3 separate regions of the Homo sapiens genome follow, and regions 2 and 3 are each linked to region 1. Evidence: chromatin loops called from intact Hi-C (ENCODE). Cell type or tissue: CD4-positive, alpha-beta T cell. All regions are shown on one strand.

Region 1 (5,000 bases):
GAAATTATAATTTTTTTTGCTAAGTTTTTGTCTGTCTCTTCCACTCTGTCTCTTTTCTTCACCACCACATCTCTACCACCTAGTACAGTGCCTGTCACTGGATAAGTAAAAAGTAAGTATTTGGTATTGAATGGATGAAATAGTAGTCAAGGATGACTCTGAGAGTTCTGAAGTGAGCAACTAAACATACTGATGAGCCAGGCACAGTGGCTCACGCCTGTAATCCCAGCACTTTGGGAGGCCGAGGCAGGTGGATCATGAGGTCAGGAGTTCAAGACCAGCCTGGCCAACATTGTGAAACCCCATCTTTACTGAAAATACAAAAATTAGCTGGGTGCGGTGGTGGGCACCTGTAATCCCAGCTACTGAGGAGGCTGAGGCAGGAGAATCACTTGAACCCAGGAAGCGGAGGTTGCAGTGAGCCGAGATCGTGCCACTGCACTCCAGCCTGGGCAACGGAGCAAGACTCTGTCTCAAAAAATAAATAAATAAACATATTGATAAAAAGAAAAAATGGGTAAGCTTGGAGGAAGAAGAGAAGATGATCAGTTTTGTTTGCAAATACTGAATTTGAAGTTTTGAATGATTTCAAGGTGACATCCAGAAGGCAACTAAAAATGTGAATCTGAAGCTCTGGAAACAGCATCAGATTGGAACTACAGATTTGAGAGCCTTGAGAATTTATTACATCACTCATGAAGAACACGGTGAGAGAACAGAGAACATTTAGGAGGGAACTGTAAGGAACAAAAACATTTGCTGGGTGGGCAGAAGAGAGAGCCTGGGAGGAAATATCAGGGGCTGTGAACAAGAACCAGGGAGAAGAAACGTTCAGGGAGGAAACAGCAGTCACAAGTGACAGAGATTGGTGGTAAATTACATCACCTATGTCAGAAAGGGTCCCTTAGACCTGCCAATTAGGAGGCTTGGGTATCGTAGCCTTAGCTAGAATAGTTTCAGTGGATTGGTGGGCTATGGACTGAAGACAGAAGGTTAAGAAGCAAATGTAGCAATTGTAGAACATGGTTTCAAGAAGTGCAGCCATGAAAACAACAGACAGATTTCATTTAGAAAGGCAAGGTCAAAGGAGTTTTTTTACTTTTTTTTTTTTTTTTTTTTTAGAAGAAAGGCAGCTTGGAATCTGTATAAATGAAAGAGAGAGATAGAATGGGTAAAAATGATTGATGGAAGAATTTTGACCTACTGGGTTTGAGGTAGGAGGGGAAAACAGAAGGGTGCTCTTCTCTGAAGGTGTAAAGATAAATTTAGAGCGGACAGAGCAGCAAAGAGTTGAAAAGTTTTTGTCTGTTGGCCTTCAATTTATCCATGAAGGAAGGAGCAACGTTATCTGCTACAAGGACGGAGGTGGCGGGGAAAGTCTGGACTGGTTTTTAGGAGACAAGGGGTGGGGGGTGAGGGAAAGACTATAGATAAGAGGACAAACAGAAGGTCTGCTTTCGCAGATCTACTATGGTCGAAAATTATTTTTTCTTTCCTCCCCTCTATCCCTTCCTAACCTAAGCTTGTCGCAAAAAAGGCTTCAAGCTGCCAAATCCAAATTTTTCCACCAATATACCCCGATACTAGTTTTTTCTCCAAAAACAACGGGCAACTAACACGCAGGGCAGAGAAAACAAACAGTTGCCCCAGGCTTCCTTCGTTCGAATAGTGAAGACTGAGCTGGCCTCGGCACTGTGCAGACTCCCAACCTGTGCTACTGTGGGTTATTCTCCTTATAGTGCAGTCACCTCCTAAATGCTTGCTGAAAATAATGGAAGACTTCGAGCCAGATGTTTGCCTCTTAAGTAACGTCCCCCAAAAGATGCAGCACATATTTAAGGCCTGCTGAAGCAAGCAACGCTGACGGACCAGGTTATTGCGTTTTTCTCTCGCTGCGTGTCCGGACGCCACACTATGAGCATTAAGCGCATACTGACCAATTTCTGTTAAGCAGGAACGTGGTGTTCTGATCAAAACACAGGGAGCCGCGGCCGCAACCGCGCCGATAAGCTTCCGGGGTCCCAACCCTGTAAGGCAGAACGGCTGCCCAGCTCGGATGACGCCACACTAACGTAGCCTCCAGACCGCCCAGTGTGGGTGTGTCCAAGCTCACGTCGCCCGGCGTGGCCCCCCCGCTCCCCAATGACGTAACTGCCCTGCAGCTTCTAGTAGCTTTTCGCAGCGTCTCCGACCGCCGGGCGCGGTGGCGCGTGCCTGTAGTCCCAGCTACTCGGGAGGCTGAGGTGGGAGGATCGCTTGAGCCCAGGAGTTCTGGGCTGTAGTGCGCTATGCCGATCGGGTGTCCGCACTAAGTTCGGCATCAATATGGTGACCTCCCGGGAGCGGGGGACCACCAGGTTGCCTAAGGAGGGGTGAACCGGCCCAGGTCGGAAACGGAGCAGGTCAAAACTCCCGTGCTGATCAGTAGTGGGATCGCGCCTGTGAATAGCCACTGCACTCCAGCCTGAGCAACATAGCGAGACCCCGTCTCTTTTGCCCCCCTCCCTCATTAAGGGTACCTTTGTAAGTAAATAGTGTCTTTGAAGTTAAGAAGTTTGCCTCCTTTCCGGTTCATACGTATTAAGAAACATACTAATGTGCACATTTAAAGACGAGTCCTCTCTTCCTCTAAAGGAAAAAATATATAGAGAAAGATGTTACTGAGGTTTATAGTTGGCTTTCTCTCTCCACTCTTATATTTATCCACTGTTTTACGTTTCCTTCAGCGCGAAAGCTCACCAGTTGACGGGATGCTTGGGGATTTGCAACCGCCTCATCGCTGCCCCCTACCGGCGCATATTCAAAACGTCTCTGCGAAAAGCTGTTATTACCTTCGGAGCCAACAGGGGCTGCTCGTTTACCCACAGACAGTCGGAAAAAAATGGCCGCCGGATCACAGAGAGCAAAAAGTACGTTCTCTTAAAGAATTTCCAAGTTCTTCCCGCGGCCGTTCAGGATGCTGCTTGCAGTTACCAACATTATTCCCCTGCACTGAGCTGACCTGAGCTTCCCTGCCTACCTCCTGTCACGGATGTCACCTTCTTTCACCCCTGTCCTGTCAAGGTTTTTGCTTTAGAATGCTATAGACCAAAGACGGGCTAATCAACAGTCTTACACACAAATCCTTTCGTTCTACTTGGCTACAGGCAGGGCTAATCTTCCGAAGAGGAATCCCACTACTGCCTCCTTATAAGGGAAAAACTCCTCTCAGAGGAACCCAGAACGCCCTGTGATGACAGAGGTGAGGGGCCAGCGTGGCAGAATGCACCACCCTGTCTCCTCGCTTGCTTCTCTCTCCGTCGGATTGCCAAAAAGGGAACGGCACCTAGACGCCGAAAAGTAACTGAAGCAAAGGGAGTTTAAAGAACGCGCCCAGCCGCCTGGGTCTTGAACCCAGTGTTAATGAGAGCAAAAACCTCTGCATCCTCCACTGAGCTGTCCTTGAGCATGTCTCATAATCATGCTTCATTTTAAAAACAGAAATAAGTGAGTAAGCTATGAAAGAAGACAACCTTTAAATTTTTCAAAAGTTCTTGGTGGTCTGTGATTAGAAATTTCATCTATATGAAATAACTGTTTTGGAGGGCTTACTGTTAAATTCAGGCATTTTAGGGCCAGTGGAAACTGGTTAAGCATTCACATCAGTCTTAACATTAATCTGATAATCTACTGGGAGTTTAAAGACTCTAAGCACTAAACACAGATTTTCCTCACTGTCTATAAAATGAAAGAGGAAAGAAGCATTGTACTAAATTTTTTATAAAGCTAATTGTATTCCCTTTTTTTTTTTTGAGGTAGTTCATTGCATTTTGAACAAGGATAACTGTCAGAAAAGATCCTCTTTGAATAAAACAGGTATCTCCCCCATGGCTGCTTCTGGGTCTGCCCTCTGCAACCACATGGAATAGGTCTGATTCCGGTTCTTCAGGACAACTTTTCAAGAATTAAAAAATCACCTCCAAATGAATGCATTTTTACAAAATGAAAATAGGTAGAGATGCTATTTTAAAAAAAAAAAAACTTTACCTTCTCACCAACCTTAAAATAAGAAGCAAAATAATTTTGGTATATCTTTTTTTTTTTTTTTTTGAGACAGAGTCTTGCTCTGTCTCCCAGGCTGGAGTTCCGGGGAGCGATCTCTGCTCACTGCAACCTCTGCCTCCCGGGTTCAAGCGCTTCACCTGCCTCAAGCCTCCCGAGTAGCTGGGATTACAGGCACACACCAGCATGCCCGGCTAATTTTTGTATCTCTTGTTTTTCACTAAATGGATCCCTGAATTGGACCCAGAATGACTTAGCTATGGATGTAAGAACTGCTTTTGAGTAGCTGCCTCCATTAGCCCTGGGGTTCCTACTTCCTGAGTACCATGACCTCTGGGATAACTCAGCTTTGTGGAACTGAGGTGCAATAGGCAGCATAATGACCCCCTCCCCAAAGATATCTATGTGCTAACTAACCAAGGAATGTGGACAGCCCCCTGAAGCTGGAAAAGGCAAGGAAAGGGATTCTCTTCAAGAGTTTCCAGAAGGAATGCAGCCCTCTTCACCAATTTGGTACTTCTGATCTCCAGAACTCTTAAATAATAAATTTGGCCGCATGTAGTGGCTCACACCTGTAATTCCCAGCACTTTGAGAGGCCAAGGAAGGTGGATTGCTTGAGCTCAGGATTTGGAGACCAGCCTGCACAAAATGGTGAAACCCTGTCTCTACAAAAAATATGAAAATTAACCATGTGTGGTAGTATGTGCCTGTAGTCTCAGCTACCAGGGAGGCTGAGGTGGGAGGATCACCTGAGCCCAGGAGGTTGAGGCTGCAGTGAGTTGTTAGTGTCCCACTGCATTCCAGCCAAGGGGACAGAGTGAGACCCCATCTCAATAATAATAATAATAAATTTATGTTGTTTAAGCCTCTAAATTTGTGGTAATTTGATACAGCAAATTACCACAGAATAGGAAAGTAATACATGGGGGGAATCAAGCTCAGTCTGTAACTGACAAAA
Region 2 (5,000 bases), 110 kb before region 1:
CCCGAGAGGCGGAGGTTGCCGTGAGTCGAGATCACGCCATTGCACTCCAGCCTGGGCAACAAGAGTGAGGCTTCATCTCAAAAACAAAAACAAAAACAAAGAGTAAGGTGGTCTCCAAAGGATAATCGAGGTGCACCTGCCAGCAAAAGCATATTCTAAGACCAGGCCCCACAAAAGCTCCATGGTATTGTTAGATACAGATATTACTGAGCATTAATACTGTAATAATACAGTGACGGTCTTTTCCATCTGTTAATGTTCTACTCATTTTTCAGATTCATTTCAAATGTCACCACAGACCAGGCGTGGTGGCTCACTCCTGTAATCCCAGCACTTAGGGAGGTCAAGGCAGGCAGATCACTTGAGGTCAGGAGTTTGAGACCAGCCTGGCCAACATCATGAGACCCTCATCTCTACTGAAAATACAAAACTTGGCCAGGTGTGTTGGTGGGCTCCAAGAATCCCAGCTACTTGGGAGGCAGAGGCTGGAGAATCACTTGAATCTTGGAGGTGGAAATCGCGCCACTGCACTCCAGCCTGGATGACAGAGGGATACTCCATCTCAAAAAAATAAAATAACATAAAATAAAATAAATCACCACAAACAAATCTCCCTAATGAGATTATTTTTCCATCAGCACTTTCTTTTTCTCTCCTGGCATGTATCATATCTTGCTATGTCGATTATGGTGAGTCACACAGCCATTTGTTTACACTCTGGTTTGGTTAAAAAAAGGCAGAGCTGGATCTGGGTACGCCTCCCATTCATGATGAGAACACCTCCCACCCCGACACCCAGGATGAGGGCTTCTCTGCCTGAAGTGTCCAGGCCTTGGAATGAAGAGGCTAAAAGGTGGTAAGAAAAATGAAACTCAAATAGCTCACTCCAGGAAGAAAACTCATCCGTGGCACAACACTGCATCTTGGAAATCAGCCTGGCTTTTCTTTCTTAAGTCATACTGGAACTGTCTCTCTTTAATATGTGTGAATGAAGCTGAAAAGAGATTCAAACCCTAAGATGGCAGTAGCCTTAGAAATTTCATATCCTGAATAAATTTGAGAGAGAGAGGAAGGGGAGAGAGAGAAATGTTGCGAGACACCTTTCTTCCTCCAATAAACAAAAAAGCAAATACCCCAGATGCCTTTTATACTCACCCCGGGGCAAGCAGCTTATTACTAAGTTCAGAAGCTTTTGCTGCTCCTACTTTCTACAACCCCATCTGTTTCCTCTCCTGTTGCTGGTGGCTTCATTCCAGGGACACTACCCTTGAGGAAGAGGGAGCTGGCATACTAAGATCCTTCTAGCGTCACTCTTGCTTGCAGACACCTGCAGATTTCCCGTGAATGTTTCCTGTTCAATTCAACGGGTTTTAATTACATGAACTAACATTTGCTCACTCTTAAACCACGGTTGCCCTCATAAAAGACAGACTCCAAAAGACTGGGATTGGGCAAGCCCAGAAAAATCTAAATGTTTATGCAAACATGCTCATGTTTCCCTCCTCATATTCCTTACTGCTCTATCATTACAGATGTTCTGCCTTGGGAGATCTACCTTCTGTTTTTCTCATTTAAGGCAAAAAAACATAAATTCTCTCTTTTCAATTTCCATGTACTCCTGGTGGAAGCAGGAGTAAGTTCCCCTCCTGCAGACACCTCAGCTTTCTGGGCATAAATGGCCCCTGTTGGCTCCTTAGTGAAGTCTAAGAGGCAGTGACCCTCCGTGGAGCTGCAGTGGTGCTTCCCTTTCTGTAGCTTCTGGGCCATATTTCTGAACCAGAAATTGAGAACTATCTGAAAAAATCTGAGATGTATTGTTTCTCAAGTCTTGTCAAGCATATTGCACAGTTTGCTCCCCTGCCAAGTTTCTCCCTCATAATCCTGACATGTTTGTCCCAAAACACACTCATTTCCCATAATCAAAAGAGCCTGGTGGGGGGGGGTGGGGAAACCTGAGAACTCAAGAGGCATAAAAATGAAAGCTAGTTATGTGAGACTTCATTTATTATCATGATGAACCCAAGAGTTTCCGATGTATGGTTTTTGGTAGTTTTTAGAGTCCAATGTCCTTATTTTGAGCTTAGAGATATTGCAAGGTCCCTACCACAACCCCCACCACCACACACACACGAGGCTGCCCACACGAGGGGCATCTGGTGAAAGGAAGCAACAATCAGTTGACAGTCTATCAATCAACTGGAAGTGAGCTGTTTTATCCACAAAGTAGGTTGAAAGAAGAGTGTCTAAGCACTCCTTTTTAGACAATAGAGCCTGGGTACAGATTACCAGAAATCTGAACCACACCAGAAGTTCTTAGTGCAGTAGATATTTAACAAGGCAAAATGCACGCCCTTCCTCTTCTCTAAACTAGTTCCGTGACGGTGGTGGAATGAAAGGCTTTGGCTTTCATACACATCACTCAGATATAAATAACTGCTTCTGACAGCCTCAAGCTTGACTTCCTCAAACTCAGGTCTTCACTTCCCCCAGGGCAAGGTCAGGTACACCTGCTTCTCCAAAAAGCGGCACATTGCCTTCTTCTAAGTAAATTATCTCCATATTTTTGAGGCGGAGTTCTTAAGAAAGGCAAAACCACTGCACCTAAGCAATCAGTTGCACTTCTATGCAAGAGTCTCCATCACTCTTCTCCAAAGACACTAACTACAAAACCAAATATGTGATTCTTGAAATCAAAGAAAACCTGCCATACACTGCTCTTTAATCACTGCCTCCCTGAAGGTACAAACAGCTGGACTGTAAAACATGCCCACGCAGACAATCCCTGTGTCCTGCACATGCATGTGTGTGTACACACATAGACACACACTCACTCAACGTCATGTGTAGCAAACAGTAGACAATTCCACACTTTCAGGACAGGCACCAGCCAAATCCTTAAATTGTGAAACTAAGAATGCAAGCAGCAAAACTTGTGATTTCAGGCCACTTTTGATTATATTTCTGGAGCTCAGCCAAGAGAGCCATTTCCAAGAAAAGCAGCTCAGACAATTGCACAGTCAGCTCTCCAGCCTTAAACCAAGCTCTTTGTCAAGCTAAGCGGGATGTTTCTCCTCCTGACCTTATCTCAGGCTCCAGCCCTATAACATGTCTGTTAACTAAGTAGCAAATTATCGGCCTTCACCAAGAATACACAAGGAAGAAGTAGAACAAATCCACCTCACATTGCGAGCAACTGGAGAGTCAGCACAACAAACGATTGTGTGCCGAGTACTGCTAGTGAACAGGCACAACAAGGTGCTGATCGTTTCAGACAAAGGGAGAGAAAGGAGTGAACTCCCAAATGTGAGCCCTACACCAACCACCCAGCCAGCCAACAAAATTGTTTCCCTCAAGTGGGCAGCCTTGCCTGAGGAAGCCATGTCTATAATCTAAAGCCGACCTACAGGATTTGTAATAAAGCTCAAACTGGACCTCCCTCTGTCCTGGGGACGGACTCAGAACATAGAATCCATCTGGGGGCCATTTGCTCAGATTGGGAGTAGCTGGAGGCTTGGGAGGGAAGAAAGCCACTGTAGTTTTCATGACCCGTGAACCTAGATCCAGTGTGCAAGCCAGGCTACCCTGAAGGTCCCAGAATGAAGCCTTTCTTCCTCGTTAGACACGTAAGTCCAAGGGAACTGCACTTTAAATTCCATAAATACATAGTAAGTGAATAAATAAGTCACTGACCATTTATATGCATAGATAGCATTTTGGGTGGCAACCGCTGACTTAGAACATTTGCCCTATTTAGAATCTAACTCAGGCTTAACTTAGAGGAGACTATTCTGAGGTAAAAAAATTTTTTTGTTGATAGTTTTTTAGTTCTTTGATGTTAGAACTTATTTTGAGATGTTAAAAATAAATATTTGAGGCCGGGTGTGGTGGCTCACATCTGTAATCCCAGCACTTTGGGAGGCCGAGGCGGGTGGATTACCTGAGGTCAGGAGTTCCAGACCAGCCTGGCCAACATGGGGAAACCCTGTCTCTACTAAAAATATGAAAATTAGCCAGGCGCGGTCGTGCACACCTGTAATCCCAGATATCTGGGAGGCTAAGGCAGGAGAATCGCTTGAACCCGGGAGGTGGAGGTTGCAGTGAGCCGTGATCGCGCCACTGCACTCTAGCCTGGGTGACAGAGCCAGAGTCCATCTCAAAAATAAAAATAAAATAAAATAAATATTTTTAAAACTTAGGCAGCAAATGGTATCATTTTACTCATCCCCTAATTTAGATAATAAATTAGCCTCTATTTCTCACCCTCACAAATAAATTCCATACTGACTAAAAAGCCTAAAGTAAAAAATCAAAATGAGTATTAGAAGGAAATGGAAATGTGGCCCCATGCAGTGGCTCACACCTGTAATCCCAGCACTTTGGGAGGCTGAGGCGGGAGGATCGCTTGCGCACAGGAGTTCGAGACCATCTGGGCATCATAGCAAGACCCTGTCCCTACAAAAAATTAAAAAATTAGCCAGGTATGGCGGTGCATGCCTGTAGTCCCACCTACTAAAGAGGCTGAGAGGGGAGGATCGCTTGGGCTTAGGAGGTTGAGGCTACAGTTAGCCATGATCATATCCTGTACTCCAGCCTGGAAACAGAGTGAGATCCTGTCTAAAAAAAAAAAAAAAAAAAAAGGAGACAAGACATAAGAGAGTATTTTACAATCTTGAGATAGAGAAGGACTTTCTAAGCAAGATATAAAACCAGAAACCATAAAGAAAAAGAATTACAGATTTGACTGCATAAAAACTTTAAACTTTGTAAAATAAAAGGGCCTATATACAGACTAAGAGAGAATATTTACAACAGAACTAACATCCAGAGTAAATAGGACAGATACAAGTCAATAATAAAACACAAACCACCCGATAATAAGTGTGCAAAGAATATTCATAAGAAATTCACAAATGCAATTGGTGGAGTTGAACAGAACAATGCTGATGACCCCAGAATCTTGTTCCTAGATATATACCCAACAGAGATGATGCACAGCTATA
Region 3 (5,000 bases), 180 kb before region 1:
AAAAACTCTAAGGAGGTCTGGGCACCATGGCTTACACCTGTAATCCCAGCACTTTGGGAGGCCAAGGTGGGAGGATCACTTGAGCCCAGGAGTTGGAGACCAGCCTAGGCAACATAGCGAGACTCCATCTCTACAAAAGTTATCTTTTTTTTTTTTTTTTTTTTAATTAGCTGGGCATGGTGGTGTTGTCTGTAGTCCAAGCTACTACAGACGCCAGGCAAGAGGATTGCTTGAAGTCTAGGAGTTCAAGGTTATAGTAAGCTATGATTGCACCACTGCAATCCAGCCTGGGCAACAGAAGCAGACCCTGTCTCAACAAAACAGAAACCCCCCACAAAACTCTAAGGAGGGGCACTAACCGACAGCTAGGTGTGGGTGAGGACCAACCAGGAGGTTTCTGCAGTGATCACCTGGGCATGAAGGGGAATTGAACCAAGACAGCAAAGGCTCAATCCTCAGCAACTTCTGGTCCAGCCACCAAACTTATCTCTGTTTTGTCTCCTCCCCACAGCCAGCAGCCAGAACAAGCCACCATCTCCCCTGGGCTTTCACAGTAGCCTCCTGACTGGTCTTGTTGCTTCCACACTTACACTTCCTGTTCTCTGCAAGGCAGCCAGAGTGACCTTTCACTAATGTAAGTCATATTATGTCCCCTCTCTGCTGCAAACCCTTCAATCACTTTCCATGAATGGTTCTGGGAATAAAGTCCAGCTTCCTTCCCCTGATTCACTTGATCTGGCCCTTCCCACTTGTCTGACCTGTTTTCCAGCCCATGCTCCCTGTCCTTTTCTACACTCCTAACATGTGGTCTTTCTATTCCTTAAACTTGCCTGGCTCAGTCCCATGTTAGAGCATTTCTGCTGGCTCTTCTTCCTGCCTGGACCTTCACACAGCTGGAAATTCTTGCTTTTCAAATTGTAATTTATTTCTATTTTTATTTTTTGAGACGGAGTTTCACTCTTGTCGCCCAGGCTGGAGTGCAATGGCGCAATCTCAGCTCACTGCAACCTCTGCCTCCTGGGTTCAAGCGATTTTCCCACCTCAGCCTCCTGAGTAGCTGGGATTACAGGAGCCTAGCGCTGCATCCAGCTAATTTTTGTATTTTTAATAGAGATGGGGTTTCACCATGTTGGCCAGGCTGATCTCGAACTCCTTTCCTCAGATGATCCACCAGCCTTGGCCTCCCAAAGTGCTGGGATTACAGGCGTGAGCCACCACGCCCAGCCACAAGTTGTAATTTAAACATCACTTCCTGAGAGAGACTTTCCCTGACAACCCCCTCAATCTCCAGGAGTTCCTCAGTCATTCTCCATCAAATCACCCTGTTTCGATTCTCTGAACAGCTCTTACTACTTTCACTTGCGTCCGTGTGACAAGACCACCAAACAGGCTTTGTGTGAGCAACAAGGCTGTTTATTTCACCTGGGTGCAGGCGGGCTGAGTCCGAAAAGAGAGTCAGCGAAGGGAGATAGGGGTGGGGCCGTTTTATAGGATTTGCGTAGGTAGTGGAAAATTACAGTCAAAGGCGGTTGTTCTCTGGCAGGCAGGGGTGGGGGTCACAAGGTGCTCAGTGGGGGAGCTTTTGAGCCAGGAGAAGGAATTTCACAAGGTAAGGTCATCAGTTAAGGCAGGAACAGGCCATTTTCACTTCTTTTGTGATTCTTCAGTTACTTCAGGCCATCTGTATGTATACCTGCCGGTCACAGGGAATATGATGGCTTAGCTTGGGCTCAGAGGCCTGACAATTACTATCTGGTATTTTCCTGTTTGTCTATATATTTATTTTCTCTCTCCTCTGTAGTAGACAGTGTCCAAAAATGGCCACCATCAAATCCTTCTCCCATTGTATACACATGCTGCTCCACTGTTCAAGAGGTGAAGTTTATTTCTCCTTCCATTGAATCTGGACTCACCTCATGATTTCTTATTACTTGCTTTGACTGACAGAACAAGGCAGAGAGGATGCTGTGCCAGTTCTGGGCCTAACTTTCAAAAGGTTTATCAGCGTCTGCTTTTACTCTTGGAGACCAGCTACCATGTAGCAAGTCTGACTACCTCGAGACCACCATGCTGTGAGGAAGCCCAAGCTCTCCACATGGAGACAGGCCATGTGGAGGAGCACAAAAATGCTGATGTTTGACAGTATGAATGCTGGAAACCAAGGAATTGAAATGAGAATGTGGGATATTGGAGTTTGTGTGTTTTCAATAAGTTTAGGGATATTGAAGTTTACCATTTCAGTTCTGAGTTTTGAGAATGTACAGGATATAGAGATGGCTGAGGTGGAGAGGAGACAATGGTCACCAAAGTTAAGGAGGTGAACAAATTTGAGGCCAGGATACTGGCTGATTCACACATGAAAATTCAGCTTTTCTGTGGTGATGGCAGATCTGGCAGTGGGGAGAGGCACTGGAAGATTCCACTTGGGAACTGTTAGAGCCACACAGGGGCAGGTGGTTTCCTTGGAAACATCTAGTTTTGATGGAGGCAAACAGATTTCAGTCAAGAGTCTGCAGCCATAGAATGGAGAGACTGTTCACAACTGAACAGGGGTCTCAAGGGTGAGAGAGGGCAACCCAGGGAAACGGGTTATCAGGAAAGGCCTCAGTAGAAGACAAGTGAGGTGTGGGTGTGGCACCTCACTTGGGCTGAGAGTCGGGCAGAGTGCAGATTCAGTTTCACTGGGGGCAGAAGTGAAGGATGATTCGGATGAGATCACTGGGAAAGTTAACTGGCCTCAAGATTTTAGCTGACCTGGAGAGATAAAAATTTGGTTTTCCTGCCAACACATCCAGAAGGGGGAGAGTGTTTTCTGTTGGCAGTAGAATCAGCAATTGGAGACCTTTGCTCAGGACTCCAAATGAAACTCTGGTGACAGGATGCAGGGCAGGGTGTGGGTAGGCCCAAGTCGGTAAACACCCCGCTGGCCTCGGGACTGTGACTCCGAGCAGAGGGGAGGAACAGGAAGCTGAGCCATGTGGTGGACGAGAACCAGGCTTGCCTGTGCTGCTGTACCCTGCAAAGCTTTGAAATTCTTAATCATTTACTATTTAATTTAGGGTTTAAAAATTAATTTTATTAATTTTGAATAATTTGACATTGTAAATAATTTTTGAACAAGGGGCCCTGCATTTTCATTTTTCAGTGGGTCCTACAATGTATGTAGCTGATCTTACTGCTACACTACTGTGTGCATGGGAAGGTTTCGAGAAACCCATAAAACACAGTGCCCGTAGAGACAAAGACACACAGGAACCATTTTAACAAAGGCAGGTAGTCTGTGCTGGTTGAAACCCATAAGGAAACAGGGGAAAGTTCATTCATTCACTTATTCACTGAAAACTTTGTTAAGAGGGAGGAAGGGAGGTCCTGCTAGTGCCAGGAGCAGGGAGGGAGAAATAAATGACTGTCATGGTCCTCAAGAAGCTCCTACTCTGTGGAATAAGAGAAATGTACACAGGAACAATGCAGCAGAGTAAGAGCTGGGATGAAAATAAACACCTTCCTTCCATTTCTTCATGTTAGGGGTACATGGTTTGTCGAAAAGACATCAAGTTAAATTAAGGTAGTTCTGTCCTACTACACAGAAAACTTACACATGGTTTCTTTGAATATATGGTTTCCTCACAGAACACCAAAGAACCTTCCTCAACAGGAAACCTCAGTGGCTTGTTCCCTCTGTGTGAGGATGTGTTGAAAAGAACAAGGAGTCGATTTGGCAGGAAAAAAAAATGCATTTACTACTGAATGTTGGCATGATCCTGTGGTTGGAAGGTCAAAACAGAAACTGGCAGTGCTACTTTTTATTAAAAGTCCACTTGGGGACATCACATGAGACTCTTTGATCTTATAGGTCAGGACACTGAGGCTTTAGGACTCCTGAGGTTATTTGGTAGTGAGGCTGCTGGGTTTCTGAATAAAGACCTATGATTAGAGTATGATTTCCTGCCCTGCTTTCTGCGCTGTAGGCGTAGTCTGCCTCACTCAGCCAATCTCAAGGGAGGGAGGACCTGTGGCTGCAGTTTCCCAAATTATCCAAATTAGGACTCAAAAGAAGAGAGTTCTGAGGCCCAGCAACTCTGAGAAAATCCTGAAAAACATTGTGATAAAAAGGTACATCTTTCCTTAAAGCCAGAGCACTATGTCAGAACTGAGCCCTGAAGCTAAGTGAATGAAGGGCTTGAGAGTTGCTCTCAGTGGTGAAGATAAAATAGGTATTTAACCTTACTAATGGTGGCATTTTAGCCCAGAAGAGTGGAAGGGACCTGTGGTTCCTTTGCACTCATTACACTTAACACTTTGAGAGCGAGTAAGGCCAGCCCTAAAGTTCAAAGGAGACCCATCCATTTCCAACAGGCTACTTAAAAAAAAAATTCTTTTTGAGACGGAGTCTCGCTCTGTTGCCCAGGCTGGAGTGCAGTGGCGTGATCTCGGCTCACTGCAACCTCTGCCTCCCGGGTTCAAGCGATTCTTCTGCCTCGGCCTCCCAAGTAGCTAGGACTACAGGCGTGCGCCACCACTCCCAGCTAATTTTTTTTTTTTGTATTTTTAGTAGAGATGGGGTTTCACCATATTGGCCAGGCTGGTCTTGAACTCCTTACCTTGTGATCTGCCTGCCTTGGCCTCCCAAGGTGCTGGGATTACAGGCGTGAGCCACCACACCCAGCCAAAAAAATTTTTTTAACTGAGAAAAATATATGCTCATTGTAAAAAAAGCATAAAACTGCAAGAAAGAGATAATTTTTAAAAGCCACCTGTAGTCCAGAAATAATCACTGTTTTTTGGTATATTTCCAAACTTTCTTCTTTGCATGCATATACATATATAAATAGTTATGGGCTCACACCGTCCATGTTGCTTTGTTACTCTATTTCATGTAATACTAAATCATGAAAATTTTTCATGTCAATAAATACATTTAAACGATATTAAGTGCCTAAATATTCCTTTGTAGAGTTGTATTATTATTTATTTAATGAGTTGCCTATTATTGGAGATTA

The links. Hi-C counts contacts between places; a loop is a spot of excess contacts. Peaks named below come from ENCODE experiments on the same cell type or tissue, not always from the same donor. Only the 100,000 strongest peaks of a DNase experiment are listed, where the experiment ranks them.
Region 2: it touches region 1 in a loop (3-fold over the local background); 15 of 110 quality-filtered maps call a loop at or near these places.
Region 3: a loop joins it to region 1, with 2.3 times the contacts of the local background. A loop is called at or near these places in 13 of 110 quality-filtered maps.

The regions. Positions count from the first base shown.
Region 1 is chr14:49,860,043-49,865,042 of GRCh38, reverse strand. LOC105378179 (a long non-coding RNA gene) reads left to right here. Exons shown (of 3, transcript XR_943839.3): 2 at 594-2,523; 3 at 2,727-5,000. It also overlaps RN7SL2. Among named protein-coding and RNA genes, the nearest start is that of NEMF, 9.8 kb to the right of the region's middle. RefSeq lists enhancers at 1,681-1,780, 2,473-3,073. In CD4-positive, alpha-beta T cell, a CTCF peak has its summit at 2,794 (motif pointing left); DNase peaks (open chromatin) are centred at 912, 2,092, 2,832, 3,302 and 1 weaker place; H3K4me3 peaks cover 2,975 bases; H3K27ac peaks cover 3,372 bases.
Region 2 is chr14:49,968,782-49,973,781 of GRCh38, reverse strand. LOC105370485 (a long non-coding RNA gene) reads right to left here and starts at 2,143. Exons shown (of 4, transcript XR_007064159.1): 1 at 1,156-2,143. RefSeq lists a silencer at 2,877-3,171. In CD4-positive, alpha-beta T cell, no CTCF peak of the experiment used is centred here; DNase peaks (open chromatin) are centred at 741, 1,731 and 2,401; H3K4me3 peaks cover 1,905 bases; H3K27ac peaks cover 3,862 bases.
Region 3 is chr14:50,043,101-50,048,100 of GRCh38, reverse strand. It overlaps LINC01599 (long intergenic non-protein coding RNA 1599), which reads left to right. Exons shown (of 9, transcript NR_131171.1): 4 at 512-634. Among named protein-coding and RNA genes, the nearest start is that of LINC01588, 38 kb to the right of the region's middle. RefSeq lists a silencer at 536-830. In CD4-positive, alpha-beta T cell, no CTCF peak of the experiment used is centred here; DNase peaks (open chromatin) are centred at 578, 2,930, 3,660 and 3,910; H3K4me3 peaks cover 416 bases; H3K27ac peaks cover 3,308 bases.